Regions from separate parts of the Homo sapiens genome. Here region 2 is linked to region 1. The links are chromatin loops, found by intact Hi-C in ENCODE. Cell type or tissue: CD14-positive monocyte. All regions are shown on one strand. Each heading gives the region's core, and the rest is flanking DNA. Links, peaks and the distances in the headings are about the cores only. Region 1 has its middle 24 kb from the start of TSEN2. Region 2 overlaps PPARG (peroxisome proliferator activated receptor gamma).

Evidence for each region. Peaks named below come from ENCODE experiments on the same cell type or tissue, not always from the same donor. Only the 100,000 strongest peaks of a DNase experiment are listed, where the experiment ranks them.
Region 2: it touches region 1 in a loop (2.6-fold over the local background); 7 of 110 quality-filtered maps call a loop at or near these places.

Annotation. Positions count from the first base shown.
Region 1 is chr3:12,455,227-12,465,211 of GRCh38, reverse strand. No RefSeq gene overlaps it. Among named protein-coding and RNA genes, the nearest start is that of TSEN2, 24 kb to the left of the region's middle. In CD14-positive monocyte, for the core only: a CTCF peak has its summit at 6,089; DNase peaks (open chromatin) are centred at 2,061, 2,341 and 6,031; H3K4me3 peaks cover 648 bases; H3K27ac peaks cover 4,660 bases.
Region 2 is chr3:12,388,995-12,398,979 of GRCh38, reverse strand. PPARG (peroxisome proliferator activated receptor gamma) reads right to left here. Exons shown (of 8, transcript NM_138711.6): 5 at 6,228-6,366. Among named protein-coding and RNA genes, the nearest start is that of TSEN2, 90 kb to the left of the region's middle. RefSeq lists enhancers at 3,283-3,412, 3,463-3,512. In CD14-positive monocyte, for the core only: no CTCF peak of the experiment used is centred there; DNase peaks (open chromatin) are centred at 3,139, 3,469, 3,919 and 4,859; H3K27ac peaks cover 2,716 bases.

The DNA.
Region 1 (9,985 bases), core at 1,318-9,317:
GGCATCATTTTGAGGACAGCGATTTCTTAAACGTGCTGAGGATGTTTTAAATGCTTATAGTAAAATACTCAGAAATGGACTGAAGGCAAACACCAGAGACAGAGAAATCACAGAGGCCAGTGTCTTCCAGTTTCTATGGCTCTTTGACAGGCATGATCTGGTCTAATCTTGGAAGGTTAGTTACTTTCCCACTTTACAGATAAGCAGGCAGCGGCCAAGGGAGCTCTACAGATGTAGGAGAGACACCAAGACATGGGCTCCCTGCCTGCAGCAATTTCCCCAGCTCTGCATGCCTTGCCTGGGTTTTGAAGGAGATTGTGGCTGCCAAAGAATGTTTGGTACTAAAGAAGATTTTAAAGAAAAAATGGAAGAGATTTTGTCATTGCCCATCCTGCAGGTAAAGACAAGTCAGAAGAGGTCAGCCAGTGCTTGGTGCACAGACACACCCTCCTGCCCTTTCTCCAGGCCAGGAAGCTGAGATGCCCCGGGCTGAGCAGTGGGGACTTCTGAGAAAGCAGGCACAATTCCTAGCCTATCAAGCTTGTGGTCCAGAGCAGGAGGCAGATATAGAAAGAAGTAAACAGGCCGGGCCCCGTGGCTCACGCCTGTAATCCCAACACTTTGGGATGCCAAGGCAGGTGGATCACTTGAACCCAGGAATTTGAGACCAGCCTGGGTAACATGATAAAACTCCATCTCTACTACAAATACAAAAAGTTAGCTGTTATGACAGAGAGGTAGACAGGGCACTATGAAGCCCATAGGAGAAAGCAACCCTTTGGAGGATGGTTTAGGGTTTTCTTTACAGAAAAAGGGACATTTGAGTTGGGCCTTGAAGGATGAATAGAAGTACACTGGAAGACAACAGAAGGAACAATCTACAAGTCAGAAGAGCATGTGTGAGGCACCAAAATGTAAAACCATGGCAGGTACAGGAAGATGTGGGTCCTTGAATGATCTGGAGCATGGTGTGGAAGACAGAAATAGTGGGAGGAAACTTGGTGAACTCAGTAGAGGCCAAACCCCAAGGAACCTTAAGGGCCAAGCTAAGGAGTTTGGGCCCAACCCATTGAAGCATTTGGAGCAGGGGAGTGACCTGATCAGAGTATGTTCTTGAGAAAATATCTTGGCCACCACAAGCAGAATGGATAGAGACAGAAAAGCTGGGTACAATTATGTGAGGCCCTTAGTCAGTGCCAGGCATGGCCCATGGACCTGTGATGTGCCAGCACTGTGCCAGGGACCTGGGATTGGAAGTTGGCTGGCAGCACTTCCAAAGGAAGCTAGAATCCACCTGTTGCACCACTGATGACCTCTTCCCAGTGCCACTCAGCTCAATCCCCAGCAAGCAGAAAGTAGACATTGACCTTACTCCCCTTTCAGGGCAGATTCCAGGATACCACATATCACTCTGATTCCAGGATGGGAAAATGGCCAGTGCTCAGCTGAGATTGCAGTGGCCACAGTAATCCAGGCACCACCTCCTTGATTCACAAATCTCTCACAACTCAGTGTCCTAAGTCCGGTTGACAACCCAGTTCCCCTTATAGCCACAAAATGCTTCGGGAGGTGGGCAGCCTAGAGCTGGTTAGACCCCTTGCTTTTTCAGAGGAGGAAATTGAGGTACAGAGAGGTGCCCAGGCTTGCCCAAGCTCTCAGGATTAAGAAATGGTGGATCTGGCAGGGCACGGTGGCTCATGCCTGTTATCCCAGCACTTTGGGAGGCCGAGGCAGGCGGATCACGGGGTCAGGAGTTTGAGACCATCCTGGCTAACACGGTGAAACCCTGTCTCTATTAAAAAATACAAAAAATTAGCCGGGCGTGGTGGTGGGCGCCTGTAGTCCCAGCAACTCGGGAGGCTGAGGCAGGAGAATGACGTGAACCCGGGAGGCGGAGCTTGCAGTGAGCGGAGATCGCGCTACTGCACTCCAGCCTGGGAGGCAGAGCGAGACTCCATCTCAAAAAAAAAAAAAAAAAAAAAGGAAACGGTGGATCTGTGGGTTCTCAAATCATCATTCCAGGTTGCTTCTCACGAAGGGTCAGAAAAATGAACACTGTGACACATGCTATACATACATTTTCTTACGTCAGTTCTTATGACTACTCCCATTTTGGAAGTGAGGAAACTGAGGCTCTAAGTAAGATTACATGCCGTAAAAGGCCTGACTATCTGATGCCTGCAGATGCACCAGTTTGCCTCCCAAATCTGAAAACAGACTTGGATCAAAATTTCTTTGTCCACTGGCAGCAGTCGAGCCTGCTTTGCTAAGTAAGAGCTGATGAAGACACAGGCCTCTGGAGATGGCAATATTTTCCTCACTGACATGGCAAATGACTTGCAAAACACTATGGCATTAAGAGAGGTTTTTGCAACAGAACTATTGTGACAAGGCAAAGAGACCACAATGCTCTGGGACTTCTCTTTTAAAAAAAATCATTTTTTTCTCTTTTTGACAAATAATTCAGATCCTAGGCCAGCATCAGAGCAGCCAAGGGAAGTTGCCCCTCCCCCTGGCGGCACCCACTTCCTCCCAGGCCCAGGAGAGAGGGGCCGTGCTGGTACTGCTATCTCCCTGGCGGCTGCTCTCTGAGCCGGCCCCAGGTACCGGGGGTTTGTTTTATGGATGGGTCTGTCGTGAGTCAATATGATAATGTTTCCTGTGAGAACTTTATTTCCCTGCATTGTTTGCAAAGTCTGTGTGTGTCTGAGCACGTACTCCTAATCTGTGGAGTTTGCTGTGCCCTGGTGTGCAGGACACCCCTGGGGGTGGGGAGCAGGGACCTCAGGAGGCCAGACACAGGTTGTCCCCAGCCCCGGTGGTGGCAGGGAGAGGAGGGGTGACTCCCTGCTCAGGCCTTGCCTCCAGCCTGTGCTGGGCTGCTGGCTCTCCTCCTGTTGAAGCCACTTAAATCAGTCCTCTCCAGCTGGGAAGGACTCATCGTGGGCCCCATGCCACACCAGCTGTGTGCACCCATGGCCCCTGGGGCCATCTTGGAAGCTTCTATTCAGGAAGGTCAGGAGAGGCCCCTTTCAGCCCCTTGACTTGCAGATGGAGAAATCCAGAGGTTACATGACTTGTCTAAGCTGAAACACCCAGGCCGGAGGTAACAGGAAGACAAGGTGTTTGGAGCCAGCTGGTCCTGGGCTCAAATTCTGACTTTGCCATTTATTACTGGGCAAGTCTCTTGGGCAGTCTCAGTTGCTTCAACGGCCAAATGGGCTCAAAATACTCACCTCATAGACCAGCTGTGATGATCTGATCAGAATACAGACACACAGCACATGCCACAGAAGGTGCTTGGGGAGTATTCATTCTTTCTCCATTCACCCAGGTTGGAATGCAATGGTGCGATCTCAGCTCACTGTAACCCCTGCCTCCTGGGTTCAAGCGATTCTCCCACCTCAGCCTCCCGAGTAGCTGGGACTACAGACGCGGGCCACCATGCCCAGCTAATTTTTATATTTTTAGTAGAGATGGGTTTTCACCCTGTTAGCCAGGCTGGTCTCGAACTCCTGACCTCAGATGATCCGCCCACCTCGCCCTCCTAGAGTGCTAGGATTACAGGCGTGAGCCACCTCGCCTGGCCTTCTCATTTTCTCTTAAATAAGGACTGAGGCTGGTATATACAGGCAAATGCTACACGACAAATGCCATTAAATGCCATTAGGTCTGTAGAGCCATCCACATACCTCACCCAGAACAGTCCTTTTTGGGGACCATTTAATCAAAGCTACTAGGCTCCTGAAGTTTCCCAAACAAAAAGGAAATCACCCTGGCATTAAGAGATGGCTATCAGTATTAGTCAGTAGCTTGGCTGAGAGTTTTAAAAGAAGCAAGAAAAAAAGAAGAAACTTTGTCACTCCCGTTCTCTGTGGCTTCCAAGCCCACTGCTCACTTTCTTCTCTGCCCCCTGCCCCCGCCTGTGTGTCATACTCAGGGCTGGCCCCGCACTCCTGGCTCTGACCTTACCTGGCTTTGTGGCATCTCTTTTTGTTATTTCTTTTGACTCTCATTTACATCTTTCACTGGTATGGAACTTTCCAGCGGGTAGAGGACATTGATTGTTTTGATTTGCCCAGCATTTATCTTCCCTTCTTCTAAAATCAGAGCCCAGTTTTGGTTTTGAGACCCCCCGCAACACTCCCTTCATGAGATGCAGTCTTTCTAAGACTGTTAATAGGAGCGCCCAATGATTTTTGGCCAAGGGAGGGCATCTGACCCAAGCCAAGCCAATCAGAAGCCCTTCTCCTGGAACCTGAATCTTGAAGGGAATAACACAAGTACCCAACACAGTTAGAGCCACATCATCCCATGGAGGTTTCCTAAAGAAATGAGCTGGGTCTGCAGCTCCCATCCTGGGAGCTGCTTTTGACTCTCCCTTACCACAGTATGACTGGCGAGCCCCTTCCCTCGTACCTTCTGAATAAATTGTTTGCCTTGCAGTTACAGTTGGTGTCTGTTGCTTGCAACCAGAGCATCCTAAGTCATACACAGTGTACATACATAAATGCATAGATAGCTTCCTTTTCAACTTGTATCAAGGGCAGGGACTGAGCCATTTATTCATTTTCTCATTCATTGATCAACAAACCGTTCCAAATAACCTACTCTGTGCCGGTTATGTGCTGGAAGTTGGGAGTGCCGAAATGAACCATAGTCCCTGCTCCAAGAAGCCCAAGTCTACCCTTATAAAAAACGTGGCACTTCTTCCTTCAGCCCTTCATTCACTCATTCACCAAATGCTCAGTGTGCACCCATTATGAACCAGAGGCTCTGCCGGAACTGGGCTGACAGTGTAGAGGACAGAATCCCTGCCCACATGAGATCCTTAGCAATTTGCACCAAGTTGGTGCTAAAAATAAACTCAGAATCCCAGAGGGTCAGAGTCTGAAGGCCGCCCAGAACCCACATGGCCTGCTGGTTTTCAAACAATCCTGCTGGTGGGTCCTGAGGGTTGAATATTGATGTTTCATAAAACATTGTTTTTTTTTTACAGCTTTATTGAGGTATAATTTACATACCATAAAATTCACCCATTGTAAGTGTACAACTCAAGGATTTTTTTAGAAAATATATGGAGTTGTGCAACCATCACCACAATTCAGTTTCAGAACATTTCCAGCACCCTACAAAGTTCTCTCATGCCCGTCTGCAGTCACTCTTTGCTTGAAGCATTCTAGTTTTTAGTTATGTATTTGATACAGGGTCTCACTCTGTCTCCTAGGCTAGAGTGCAGTGGCACAATCACGTCTCATTGCAGCCTTGACTTCCCAGGCTGAAGTAATCCTCCCACTTCAGCCTCCTGAATAGCTGGGACTACAGGCATGCACCACCACACCGGCTAATTTTTTTTCTATTTTGTGGAGACGAGGGTCTCACTATGTTGCCTAAGCTGGTCTTGAACTCCTGGCCTCAAGTGATCCACCCACCTCAGCCTCCCAAACTGCTGGGATTACAGGCATGAGCCACTGCACCTGGCCTACATTCTAGTTTTTAAAAAAGAACAGAATTTGAGAACCAGTGACCGATTCTAAACCACTTCTTCTACAGATGGGGAAACTGAGGGCCAGAGAGGAGAAGGGGCCTGCTGAGGACAGCGGTGGGTCCATAGCGTTGCTGAGATTCACCCCAGAGCAACCTGATTTCAAAGCCCAGTTTCCTCCCACTCATGGGAAGCAGTTCTGAGGTGGAGTTAAGAGTCCTCAAATCACACAGTGGGGGTTCCAATCATGGCTTTACCATTTATAAGCTGTGTGGCTGTGGGCAAAATGTTTAACCTGTCTGGGCCTCAGTTTCTTCATCGGCAAGTGTGGGAAGCTTAGTCTCTGCCCCGGGGGTTGCTGTGTGGATTGTGTGAGATCACAGGTGTAAGATGCATACGTAGCACAGTGCGTGGCACGCAGTAAGCATTCAGGGCAAGTTGGCTAATAATGATCATTTCACCACATCACCCTCTCCCTATTTGTCCTCAGAAATCTGGAAGTGGAAAAGACAGTGATTAAACAAAGCCCTGAGTAGACATGGGTGTACAGAGGCAGCTTTCTAAGAACCTGGTGAAATACCCCACCCTGGGCATCATCACCCCGTGTGGCGAATGGAGCAACTGCTGGGGACTTGCTCAAGTAGCCTCCGACCCCGCAGGGCTGTTCCTTCCTCCCAGTTTCAGGATTTCCCAACAGGTCCCCAACAGACGCATTTCATCAGCCTCAGGGGAGCCTGGCTCCCTTCCCGCCCCGGCCCAGAGGCGCCTGATGGGATGGAAGCTGGTTTTATGCTTCTGGATCCCCAAGAATGATAGGGCCCCACCCTTCTGCCCTCCCCAGCAGCGTCTCTCTGCCATCAGTGAAGCAGTTGAGCTTGATGGAGATGGGCAGCGCACCCAGGAAGAAGGCAGAGGACTTAGCCCAATGTTACCTGCTGTGTATGTGTTATCTTCGTCAGACCTGCCCATCATGCCTGCTTGACATTAGAGGAAATTAAAGGTCAGAGAAAGGGGGTGATATGCCCAAGTAAGGAGTTCCAAAAACGTAACAGTCTGAGGTAGACCAAGAGATCAGAAACAAGAGACCAGAGGTGGGATCAGGTCTAGGTAATGTGGCTCCCAGGAAGCAGAGTGACTTTTTTTTTAAGCACACATACATTAGACATAATTTAGACACGTTATAAAGAGCTCTGCGTTTGCAATGAAGTAAATATGACTCTGAAGGACTGTCTAGTTTGCTAGGCTGTGCTAATGATTAGAGAGCCTGCTCGATGAGTAGCTACTTACCAAGCTCCTCCTGACTACAGGGGATCGAGATTACAAGAGGTAAAATAACACCCCTAATTCCAAGAGCTTCCCAGGCTATGGTGTGGTTGGACAAAGTCCTACAATAATCTAAGTTTGACTGTGATGAGGATCAGAATCACAGGACTATGGGAGAACTAAGGAGGGAGTCAGGGAGCATCTGGCATTGAAGGGTGAATTCACTGTTGACAGCTCAACAAGGCTTTGTGGCCCTGTGTAGCTGGAACTCATGGGTAGGAAGGGCAGAGGCTGGAAAGGCTGGCTGATGTCAGATTGTGAGGGTCTTGAATGATGGGCCATTTTAACTTTATCATGTAGGTCATAGGGAGCCACTGAAGGTGTTTGAGCAAGGGAATGACACAACCAGAGGGCTCTTTAGGAAGACTGATCTGATGGCTGTTACACTTGGAGTCAACAGGAAAAATAAGAGTGTTCTTTAGGCCCCTTCCTTTTTAAAATTTATTTATTTGTTTATTTATTTTTTGAGATGGAGTCTCGCTCTGTTGCCCAGGCTGGGGTGCAGTGGCGCAATCTCAGCTCACTGCAACCTCCGCTTCCATGTTCAAGCAATTCTCCTGCCTTAGCCTCCCAAGTAGCTGGGATTACGGGCATGCACCACCACGCCCAGTTAATTTTTGTATTTTTAGTAGAGATGGCGTTTCACCATGTTGGCCTCCCTTGATCTGCCTGCCTTGGCCTCCCAAAGTACTGGTATTACGGGTGTGAGCCACCACGCCCAGTCAATGTATTTATTTTTTTGAGACAAGATCTTACTCTGTTGCCCAGGCTGGAGTGCAGTGGTGCAATTATAGCTCACTGTAACCTTGAACTCCTGGGCTCATGCAATCCTTCTGCCTCAGCCTTTCAAATAGCTAGGACCACAAACCTGTTCCACCACACTCAGCTAATTTTAAAAATTTTTTTGTAGAGATGAGATCTCACTATGTTGCCCAGGCTGATCTCGAACTCCTGGACTCAAGCAACCCTCCTGCCTTGGCCTCCCAAAGTGCTGCAATGACAGGCATGAGCCACTGTGCCTGGCCTGGGCCCTTTCCTTAGGCTCCATGACTGAATGAAAGAGCAAACATGATGAATTGAACACCTACTATGTGTTAGGCACTTGCTGAATTTAGAAATAAATAAATGTCTTGTGTTAATGCGGTGATTACTCAGTCACCAGAGAGCAGATGATAATTTGGGGAATGGGCAGTACTGCTAAAACCCAACACCAAGGAGAGGGGCAATCTCCAGCAAAGAAAGACACAGAAGAACCACAGGATGGTCAGGAAAACTCGTTCAATAGCCTGGAGGCTGCTCTACAGCCACCCTCAGAGTTCACAGTGACGGCGCTGGCAGTGAAAAAGTCACTGATAGTCTGGGTGCTTTGCTTGCCAATGCAGGGAACCACTTATTTTATCATGAACGTGAATAAATATGCAATGAGCACAAACAAAAACAGTGACAGGTGCAGCCCCTCCCTCTGGGTCCTCCTGGGCTATTGGGGATAGCTTGAATGATGCTCCAGTGAAACCAGATGAAGTGGGTGAAGCTGAAGGTGGACGGTGGGCCACACAGAGTGGCCTTCTCAGTGCTCCTGCCTCACCTTTGATTAAAGGTGGGCCATGGGGCTGTGGCCTTTAATCCAAGACCAGATACTCTGAGACCCACCACCTCTGTATTGCCTGGGCTCAGGCCACCATGCACAGGTGTTGCTGCCACTAACCAGAAAAATGGCTGTCAGTCTTGGGCTTCCAGTCACTGCAGCCACAGAAGGGGAACCTCCGTGTTGTGCTGCTGGAGATAAGGTTTGGGGGGCTGATGTCCACTGTCCAACTCCATGACTCTCAGTCGAGATGCATTCCTGCCAAGCCTCCAGCTGCTTTGTCCTGGATACCACAAAGGCAGATGCAGGCCCTGAGCCCACCTTGCTCAAGGCACGTGCCCAAAGGCCACCTGATCCCAGCTCAGGCACCAGTGGCTCCAGTTACTCCCTTCCAGAAAACCTAAGGTCCTAAGAGTTCAAAAGAGGGCGAGGCCATAGAAGGCCAGAATGACCGTGGAAGTGAACCAAGAAAGACGAAGAGAAGAGCTTAAATGAAGTAGGACAGAAAATATTGAGAAGGGGAATAGAAAACAGTGACAAAAGCTGCAATTGCCTTTTTGTTTAGGGTAGGTGTATGCTCTTGGCAGGATAATTCGTTGGCCTATTAATTTCTGCCTTGTTCTTGTGAACATACGAGAGACCCAAGAAAGAGGCCAAGGCCCAAGAAAAATCAACTTTCCTCCAGAGAATGTCATACCCCTGAAATCCTGTGCTCCCAGAGGTGGTGGAGCTGACTATTCTGGAGGAAGAGGGGCTCAAGGGCTAGACAGAATAGAAATCAGGGGGCTGTGTCCATGGAGACTGGTGGAGGCCTGGGAGGCGGTCTGGAGCTGAGCCGCCGATGAACCTGCCGGCTTGGAGGCCCATGGCCTGGGGACCTCGGTCAGGGCCTCCTCCCTCTCTGGCTTGACCTTCAGGGACAGAACACCCAGGAAGCACTGCAGACGTAGCCATGAGAGAAGGAACACCGCAGACCCCCTCCAGCACCTTTGCAGATTGCCCCCACTCTGAAAACTGACTTAACTGATCTAGAAGAAAAATACATTTATCTTCAACTGTTCAGTGGAACAATTTTGTACCCTGTTATAAAGGCATAGAGACGTCGATTGAAAAACAAATCACCACCAAATATTAGTAGTGGCATTTGTGTCTGTGTTGTCCAAAGTCTGTACTTTGTATATAATGGACAGGAATAATTTTTGTCACAAAAATTTTTAAGAGGATGAAGCAGGTTTCCAAACAGCATTTCGGTTACAAATTATGTAAATGCCTGTATGCACTTGGACAAAAAGCTTGAGAGATGTTAACGGCACTTGTCTCTCGGTCGCCAGCTTGCAGTGGGTTCTTGACTTCTTATTTTCATTTTGAAATGAATATCTGAAATGAATTCACTTGAAACTAACAGAGAATTTCATTCTCTATTTGACTATAGTTTTTTTCTATAATAAGATGAATTACATGGAAAAGAAAAAAATAAATGGAACATTTTTGAAAGGGCGAGTAAGGAATGGCTCCCTCCCTACCCTCATAGCCCCTCCTGGACACAGAAGAAGGAAGGACATTGGGGTGGGTAGCTGGTCTAAGTAGAGTCT
Region 2 (9,985 bases), core at 1,014-9,013, 66 kb after region 1:
ACTCTACTATTACCTCCTCTTTAAGCTATCTTTCCTCCACCACTGAACTTACTGAAAGAGTTGTTTTCACTCCGTCTGTGTTTGTCACTTTCTATTCACTTCTCGATCTACTGCAGTCTAGCTTTGCGCTCACTGGGATTTACCAAAACTTTGTAAAAATCCTGAATGCTTTTCTCTCGGCCAGAACTAATGGCCTCTTCTAAGTTCTCAATAGACTTGAGCTCTTCAGTATTCTCCCAGCCTTTAATTCTGGTGACCATCTCCGCCCTCTTATTTCCAAAATTTCTTGTCCTGGTTCCTGCTGTTCTGGGTCCTCTAACATTCTGCCAGCTGCTCTCCAGATCTCTCTGATGGTGCCTCTCCCTTAGCTTGTATTCTGTGGTCCCTAGTGTGACCTCTCTAACCTACAATGGGTGCTGATGATTCCTGCTCTCTCTTCACTGAAATTTGGAGCCTTATTTTTCACATCCTCCTATATTCCTCTATACGTAGTTGCTGGATACTCTATAGGCATCTCTAACACAATATAAAACTGAATTTAAAATTTTCTCCTCCAAACTGGCTCTTATTCCTGTGTTCCTCTCTTGGTTAATTCATTCTATCACCCAAATTAGATATCCTAAATAATCTTTGACAACTTCTCTCCCTTCAGGCGCTTTTATTCATTGGTCACTGCTCTGATATTTCTCTCAATTTCCTTTCTTCTCACCCTTCTCAATGTCTTATTTCCTAATATTGCATTGGTCTTCAGATGGATTTCCCAATTCCAGTCTTTTCTCTATCATTTTTACTGCTATCGGTATTTTTTTTTTTTTGGTAATATGTATCTGATCACTCTCTTGCTTTTTAAGGCAGAATGTGATATCACAGGAAGGTATGAAACACATAGAAAAGGAAGAGCAGGGAATCAGAAAAGTCTCATGGGAAGGAAGGCATTTGAATGCAGCCTTGAATGTCAGGAAGAATTTCCACAAGGAACAGACAGACGCATCAACAGAGGCCCAGAGGTATCCAAGCATAAGCCATTTTCCAGGAACAGCAAAATGCAGGGTTTGCCTGAGGTGTGAGTGGAAAGTGGGCAGGGGTGGGGAGAGGAGGTGGGCTCCAACATGGGCGGTTCTGGAGTCCACGCAGGGTAGAGGGACAGGGCAGCTGGAGCAAACATGTACTGCCACATGCATTAGGAGTTTGTTACCTTTTCTGAAAGTTAAGATTTGGGTAATTTTTCTTTACACAACCAAGAAGACTAAAGAAAAAAAAGGAATAGGTTAGCCAGACGCGGTGGCTCACGCCTGTAATCCCAGCACTTTGAGAGGCTGAGGTGGGCAGATCATGAGGTCAGGAGATCGCGACCATCCTGGCTAACACGGTGAAACCCCGTCTCTACTAAAAATACAAAAAATTAGCCGGGCATGGTGGCAGGCGCCTGTAGTCCCAGCTACTCAGGAGGGTGAGGCAGGAGAATGGTGTGAATCCGGGAGGTGGAGCTTGCAGTGAGCCTAGATCGCGCCACTGCACTCCAGCCTGGGCAACAGAGCGAGACTTTGTCTCAATAATAATAATAATAATAATAATAATAATAATAATAATAATAATAATAAAAAGGAATAGGTTAAAGTTGAAATCTAGTATTTGCCATTCAGAATTTTTCCTTTTCTCAATATACACTAGAGCTGCTGTTTGCAAGGCACTGAGAGAACTACCTTAAAAATGTTGAGTGTCACAAAAATTTGTGAAATCTTTTTTTCTGGATTTTTATGAAGCCACTGAGAAACTATTTTGAAAGTTGTCAGTTTTTTTTAAAAAATTACAAACTCTCTCTCATTTATATAATAAGACATCCTAGTCAGCAAAGCTAAGATTTCAATAGTTTTTAAATTTATGAAAAACATATTTTTAACCAAATCTCAATGTTATAGAGAAAACCTAACTGAATGATTCATAAATAACATGTCAATTCTTCTCTAGATTATTTTCTTAAATAGGTCAGGTGCAGTGGCACATGCCTATAGTTTCAGCAACTCCAGATGCTGAGGTGAGCCCAGCCTAAGCAACACAGGGAGACTCCATCTCTAAAAATAGTAATAATAAATACAGAAAATTTTAAAAATAAAAAGGGCACTTAGCCTAAACTTACTATTTTATTATTTAGTTCATACATTAAAAAGAGCTCTGAATATGAATTATTCACTAGTCACAATTCTTTTTTTTTTTTTTTTTTTGAGACTGGGTCTTGCTCTGTTACCCAGACTGGAGTGCAGTGGTGCAATCATGGCTCACTGCAACTTCCACCCCCTGGGCTAAAGCGATCTTCCCACTCCAGACTCCCGAGTAGCTGAAACCACAGGCACAAGCCATCACGCCCGACTAATTTTTTGTAGTTTTAGTAGATATGGAGTCTTGTCATGTTTCCCAGGCTGGTCTCGAACTCCTCAGCTCAAGTGGTCCTCTGACCTCGGCCTCCCAAAGTGCTGGGATTATAGGCATGAGCCACCATGCCTGGCCCACAAGCCAAAATTCTTAATGACTAAATAATTTTATTAAAAATAAAGAGGACAAGGCCAGTGTGGTAGCTCACGCCTGTAATCCTAGCACTTTGGGAGGCTGAGGTGGGTGGATCACCTGAGGTCAGGAGTTCGAGACCATCTTGGCCAACATGGTGAAGCCCCATCTTTACTAAAAATACAAAAATCAGCTGGGTATGGTTTCGGGCACCTGTAATCCCAGCTACTCAGGAGGCTAAGGCAGGAGAATTGCTTGAACCTGGGAGGCGGAGGTTGCAGTGAGCCAAGATTGTACCATTGTACTCCAGACTGGGCGACAGAGCGAGACTCCATCTCAAAAAAAAATAATAATAAAAAATAAAGAAGACATATTTTTAAAATGCAATTACTATAAAGGACTTGGCAGCAGGATTTTAAAACAAAAATGACTACTTTGAAAATCTATAAAAATGCATGCAAGAGCCCATTTGACTAAAGAAGCAACATTATCCATGAGTCTTTTTATCAAGATTCTGCAGACACCAGCTTCACTAACAAAGAGTAGTTGATGCAATGATCACTTGGTAAGTTACATACACCGCTGAGTGGCCTAGGAAGTGGGTCTGTATTTCTGCTTCATTTTCATTTTGAGCTTTCCTCTAAGGGCAGTGTCTAGACACAGTAGTGAATTGATTGTGCTTGAGATGACTCAGGAAGGCTTCTGAGCAATCGGTGGAATTAACCCATGGTCCAGAAATGATGGGTTGTTAAATGACCAAAATAATTAAGAACGTGTGTTTATTTTCATTACTTGCAGGAAAAAACATATTTCTGAAGCATATCAATCAGTCCATCACCTGGGTACTTTTTCTACCCAATGCTGAAAGTGAATATTTGAGAAACTATGTTTCTAACTGGAAGAATTCTGAAACTATGTTCTTCTACAACATGTAGACGATGTGTCACAATGAAAATGAAAGTTCCTTCTGAAGAGCTGTAACCCTACATAGCCTAGGATGCCATTTATACTTTCTCTAGCCCAGAGGCTCTGTATTTCTGCTCTCAGGCTACATTACTACATAACCATCAAACCAACTGCCCGAAATTGCTGAGCAATTGATCATAACATACAGACCTGATTCAGATATATAAATTACATTTTTATTTTTATCGTACCAAAACATACAGGTGAAAACTTTCAAATTCAGGCAACTGACATGCCAGGTGCCTACCTATCTGTGAAGACCAGAGCACTGTAAGACACGGAATAGCTGGTTGAAAAGTGAAAAATCCAGTGAGTTAGGTTGTTTGATTATACAGAATCATAGAATTTTCAAAGTGAAAGGACATGGTGATCACTGATTTCAGTGACTATCCAACAACATTAGCAAGAGCCCCTAGGGTTCCCTACCAGTTCCTTCAGAAGCCTCCTTCAAAGCTGTGAGTGCATGGCCAAAGGGGAAGCTACATTCATCAACCAGACTAATCAGAGACCAGGGAGCAGAAATAAGGTTAACACGGAATGGAGTACATTTGCTTTGGGGGACGTTCATGTTTTCTTGCGCATACTGAAAACAGCTGGGTGCTGATTTTGGTATAACACTCAGAGCCTCTTTTGATAAAAAGGCATTCTATATGAATGAAAACCCTGTTGGCTTCACATTGGTCAAAGCAATGGATTTTAAATAGTGACTCAACTTCCTAGAAAACTTTGTATTTAGAAATGTTTTCTTCATACAGCTAACAGGCAAAACTAATCAAAACCTTGTTGTTAGTCTGATGTTTATTTTCTGTGCAGCAAACAAACTCCCATAAAAACCTCTGAGGTTTTCTTAGTTATGTTTGCAATTTTTTAAGTGTTGAACTGCCTAAGTCTCTGATGTCATGACACTTAATTCATATATTTTCTTGCTTTTGCTAGAACTGAACAAACACTCCCTATCAAGATTGACCCTCTCTAGAAATAAAATAAATTGTCATATGAAGTCAAAATATGACCTATCAAGTTTATGATAGCTTTCTTTGACATTTATGGGAGGAGAAAATTATACCATCCATACTACATAGGTTGGGGTTTAAATAATATTTGCCTATAAACAATAAGCAATTGCAGATTGATTTTAAGTAAACGTATGCAATGCCTGTAAGCAACAGGAAATATATTTTACATCAATGTATGCACTGCCTGTAAGTAACAGGAATTATATTTTACATGAATGTGTGAAGTGATAATTTTTTAATAGGCAAAAATTAGTGTTAAAAGCGGAACTGGCATGCTTTCCTAGGCTGTCTCAGTGATAATGACCTCAAAGTCAATGATTTCTTCATGAAGATGAAATAAGTTTATTGCAACTTGATTGCATCACCTAAAATACAACCCTTGACTTGGAAGCTTGCCCTTATGTTTTATGAGGTCTGAAATAAAAAGGAAACTGATGGAACTGAACCAGCAAATTATTTTGCAATCCATGACTACAGTTGTATACAGCAGATGTAGTCAATTGTTGAGGAAAGTTGGACCAAATTTCCATCCTGTTCAGTACTGCTGATAGCTCTATTCAAAATACATTCTTGCCTTTAGAGGAACTGACCCATTAGTAATCATACAGATAGAATTTTGTGAACTATTTTTAAAGGGTAGGTTATTAATCAATGAGTGACTCTCAAATATCTTGATGGTTTCCACTGTGAAAACCAAGTATCTGCATGATAGAGCAAAAATTTAATTTTCTCAGATGCTTTAGAGTACATATAGATGAAGACTGCCTTCTTACTAGATCAGTTTTGAGAGAGATGAAAACAAAAGAAAGAAAAAATAGGATAGCTGATGAAATGAAACTTCAAATTTAATTTGATCATGTTGGCATTTTTTATTCCTTGAGTGCATTGAAAATAACTGATTAATACTAGACACATATAATACTATCAAGTTACACCTAAAATTTATTTTGTCAGCCAGGCAACCAATCAGAACCAAATAGTGACCAAGAATTATTTTTTCAAACACGTTTGTCTTCCAGGACCTTACTGAGTTAGTTCCACAGATCATGAAAACATGGGTCTTTTCTCAGGTCTTCTACATCATTTCCCTTAAGTTGACACCCAAAGTCATAAGCTTGACTTTAGACACAGGTTTCAAAAGTAGAAAGTTTTATTCTCTTATGTTTCTATGGCTTTGAAGTTTTGCAGAACTATAAAAATAATTTGTTTTACCCTTTCCACAACTCATGGACGTTCCTTGAAGTGAAGGAAACGAATACTCGTCTTTGCATAATAAACAGCAAAAAAAAAAAAAAAAAAAAAAAATTAAATGAATCTAAATTCTCATATGCCATTTAAAGTTTCAGACCCAGACATCTTCAGGATTTTCTTACATTTAAAGCAGAACGACACTACTGATACACAAAAGTAAATTTTAATTCTGTTTTTAATGCATGAGGCAATATAAAAATTAATCATGATGATCATTATATTTGTTCTAACACTAAAGTTTTTCCCATAATCCCCCAGATTTTTCAAGTCTCTTTTCTCCTCATGGCAGATGCCCAACCACAGAGAGAAAGGTTCTATAATAAAACTTTAAAAACACTGACCTAAAAGAGAAATGTTTTATCGCCATGCAATATTCTAAATTCTGGCATTTGGTGGAAAAACTGTACACATTTTTGGCAATGGCTTTAGTGTCCACTGGTCTGGCAGCTATAATGAGAATAATAAAGTATATGGTGATGACTGTTTACTTACCATTATGAGACATCCCCACTGCAAGGCATTTCTGAAACCGACAGTACTGACATTTATTTCTACTTTTTTTGTGGATCCGACAGTTAAGATCACATCTGTCATAGATAAGCTTCAATCTGATTGTTCTCCGGAAGAAACCCTGCAAAGGGATAAAAAAGAAGCAAATTTTAAGTCTTTATGACACATGGAAGCAGCAACCTACAGCGAAAGGTATACTGGCCTGGGAATCAGAAAAGGCAGGTTCTTGACACGATTCTGTCACTGGTGACTTTAGACAAGTCACTTAACCTCTCTGGAACTAAATGTTCTCTGCTATAAAATAAAGAACCAGAGGATCTCCAGGTCCCTTTTTTAGCTCTTAGACACTGACCACATCCAGCTGCGGCTTTCATTGGATCTTGGCTCTACATTTGGTTTTCGGCATGCTCTAAGAAGTGCTCTGGATTTAATGTAATGCAAATAAAACACCGTGTAATCAGTTAAGTCTCTCTGCAAATCATTCCAACAGCATGCCCCAGCCTTTGTAATTGTGCTAAGCAGCCTGGCAAAGTTATAATCATTTCATTCTAAAACATGATCAGGGCCAATAAAAATCCACATGTGGATAATTTTTTTGGAATTCTCTATGTTGCATAATTTCCTGCAGAATTTGTTTCACTTATTTATGTTGTTTAAAGTGTGCCCCATCATTGTTGTGGCTTACAGACAGAAAGAGACTATGGGAATAACATGAGAAGTAATCAGATAAATCCTCACAAAATCGACTGCTATCTCAAAATGGCAAATATGTCAATTTGAGGCCAACTGAATATTCTGCTATATTTACATCTTTGGAAAGAGCTGAAAAAAATCGAACTGGACGTGTTTTCTGACTCCATTTTTTGGGTTCATCATATTCCTATTCATTTCTATTGTGTTCATCTTCATAAAACTTAATTGCTAATTCTTTCAAATGTATCTGGCCCTGTTTGGTGCAAAAAGCACTGCATTAGTATTGCTTTGGTCATTGACATGCATTTTGACTTTCTCCAAACGTCCATTTAGAACTCTGGATGAGTATGTTCTGATTACTTGACAGCTTCATTTAAATAATTAATAGCCATCTCTAAGCCAGCCTGTCCAAATTGAAGTCCTGACCCTCCCCTACAAACTCACTTCACTTGCGGCTTTCTCCATCTCAGCAGACGCAACGCCATCCTTCCAGTTTCTCAAGCCAAAATCCTTGAAATCACTCTTGACTTCTTTCTTTCCTCAAGAAGAAAGCTTTCTCTAAATACACACTTGCCTATTTCCTTCATCGCCTTCAAGTTTTGCATCTCACCTTCTCAATGGGGCTAAGCCAACCTATTTAATACTGTGGCCTGTCCCTGCCCCACCTCTCTTCTGGAACTCTTGATCTTCTTTACTCTGCTCCAGTTTTTCTCCTTTCCAATAGCACTTATGACTTTCTAACACACCACAGAATTTACTTATTATTGTTTTAGTGTTTATTTTCTGCCCCTCCCTCACTGCTCAATTAAAATTATAAGTTCCTCAGCGGCAGGAATAGTCTCTTATACCCCTGGATGGAATCCAAATGCCTATGATAGTGCTAAATTAAAATTTGTGGAATTAATACAGATGTCACGTAACTTCCTTTCTGGGCCTCACCTTTTTCAACTATAAAATGAGAAAGCACTTCCATCTCTGGTAGTTTGTGATTCCCAATTGTGACTGAGATGTTACAAAGGCGATAGGTTTGACAAAGTAATCATTATTCTCAATTTTGGGTTTGTCATTTCCTTGATCTTTAAGAAAATATAGGCTGGGTGTGGTGGCTCACACCTGTAATCCCAACACTTTGACAGACTGAGGCGGATTGATCGCTTGAGTCCAGGAGTTCGAGACTAGCCTGGGCAACAAGGTGAAACCTTGTCTCTATAAAAAAATACAAAAAATTTAGGCAGGTGTGGTGGCATGCGCCTGTAGTCACAGCTACTACTCTGGCGGCTGAGATGGAAGGATCACATGAGCCCAGGAGGTCTAACTGCAGTAAGCCAAGTTATGATTGCACCACTGCACTCCAGTCTGGGTGACAGAGTGAGACATTGTCTCAAAAAAAAAAAAAAAAAAAAAGGAAGAAAATACAGCTTTATCACATACTATGTAAAACAAAATAATATACTATTTAATTTTGCTTGTTTGGAGGCTTTATTAAATGGTATTATACTATATGTAGTTTTCTGGGACACTATTAAAATTTGGTATGAGGTTTCTAACATTTAAGTTCTTGTTAGTGAAAGACTATGATTTACTCATTTTCATAATTATATAGTATTCCATTGTATGACTATACTATAATTTATTAACCTATTTGTATGCAGATGGACGTTTGAAATATCAATTTTTTGCTATTATGAGAAGAGTTTCTCTAAATATTCCTGTAAATATGTTTAAGTGGCATTTCTGGGTTGTACAATGTGTGAGTATTAAAATTTTACAAGATAATGCCAAATTGTTTTCCAAAGTGGCTACCAATGTACACTCCCCACAAGCGCTTTATGAAAATTGTAGTCTCTTCCACATTTGGTGCTGTCAGACTTCTTAATTTTGACAATCTGAAATGTATAAAATTGAATTTAAATCTTGATTTGTATGTCCCTGGCTTTTCACTTCCCAGTTTCTAACTGTCTTTTCCTTAAAACTGAATTTTAGACTTTTTTAAAAAATATGCTAGATATTAATCTGTTGTCTGTTACAGATGTTCAAATATCTTCTCTGGCTTACTATCCTTGAAATGTACTTTTTCAGTATTTTTGTTTATTCAACCAATAGATATTTCATTTCACTCTTTTTGTTTTGTTTGTTTTTTGTTTTGAGACAGAGTCTCGCTCTCTTGCTCAGGCTGGAGTGCAGTGGTGCTATCTCGGCTCACTGCAACCTTCACCTCTCAGGTTCAAGCGATTCTTGGGCCTCAGCCTTCTGGGTAGCTGGGATTATAGGCATGCACCACCATACCTGGCTCTTTTTTTTTGTTGTATTTTTGGTAGAGATGGGTTTTCACCAAGTTGGCCAGGCTGGTCTTGAACTCCCAGCCTCAAGTGATCCACCCACCTTGGCCTCCCAAAGGCCTGAGATTACACACATGTGCCACTACGCCTGGCTCACTCTCATTCTTGAGAGATTACCAAGTACTCAGTCATTTTCTCTTAACACTTTGAATTCCATTATCCTTCTGCTTCCATTTTGCTGTTGAGAAGTCTCTTGTCAATTTACTTCTAAGGTGATCTACCTTTTCTCTTTGGTTGCTTTTATACTCTCTATTTGTCTTTAGTATTCGGCAGTTTAACCGCAGTGTGTTTGGGCATGAATTTCTTTTCATTTACCTTCTTGGATATGTTGTTTATGCATTACGGCTTCACATGTTCATCAGTACTGGACTCCAGTTAGATAAGTACTAGACTTTCTTATTCTAGCCTTCACATTTCTGAATGCCTCTTTTTTATTTTCCATCTTCTTCTCACTACTTACTCACTAATATTGATTGCCAAAGTAAAAATCAGAACAGAAGCAAAATAACATGAAAATATATAATTACACTGGCAAAAGTAAAAACAAACATTTCTCACTAAAGTTCATTAGTGAGAACAGTTCTGCACTTTACTCTTCCATTGATCAGTGAAGAAGACATACCTCTTTAATATTCAAAGATCCTATGAATCCTTCAAGAACTAAAAGCCTTCAAATTCCAGCAGATCCTGGATAGGGCATATTCTTTA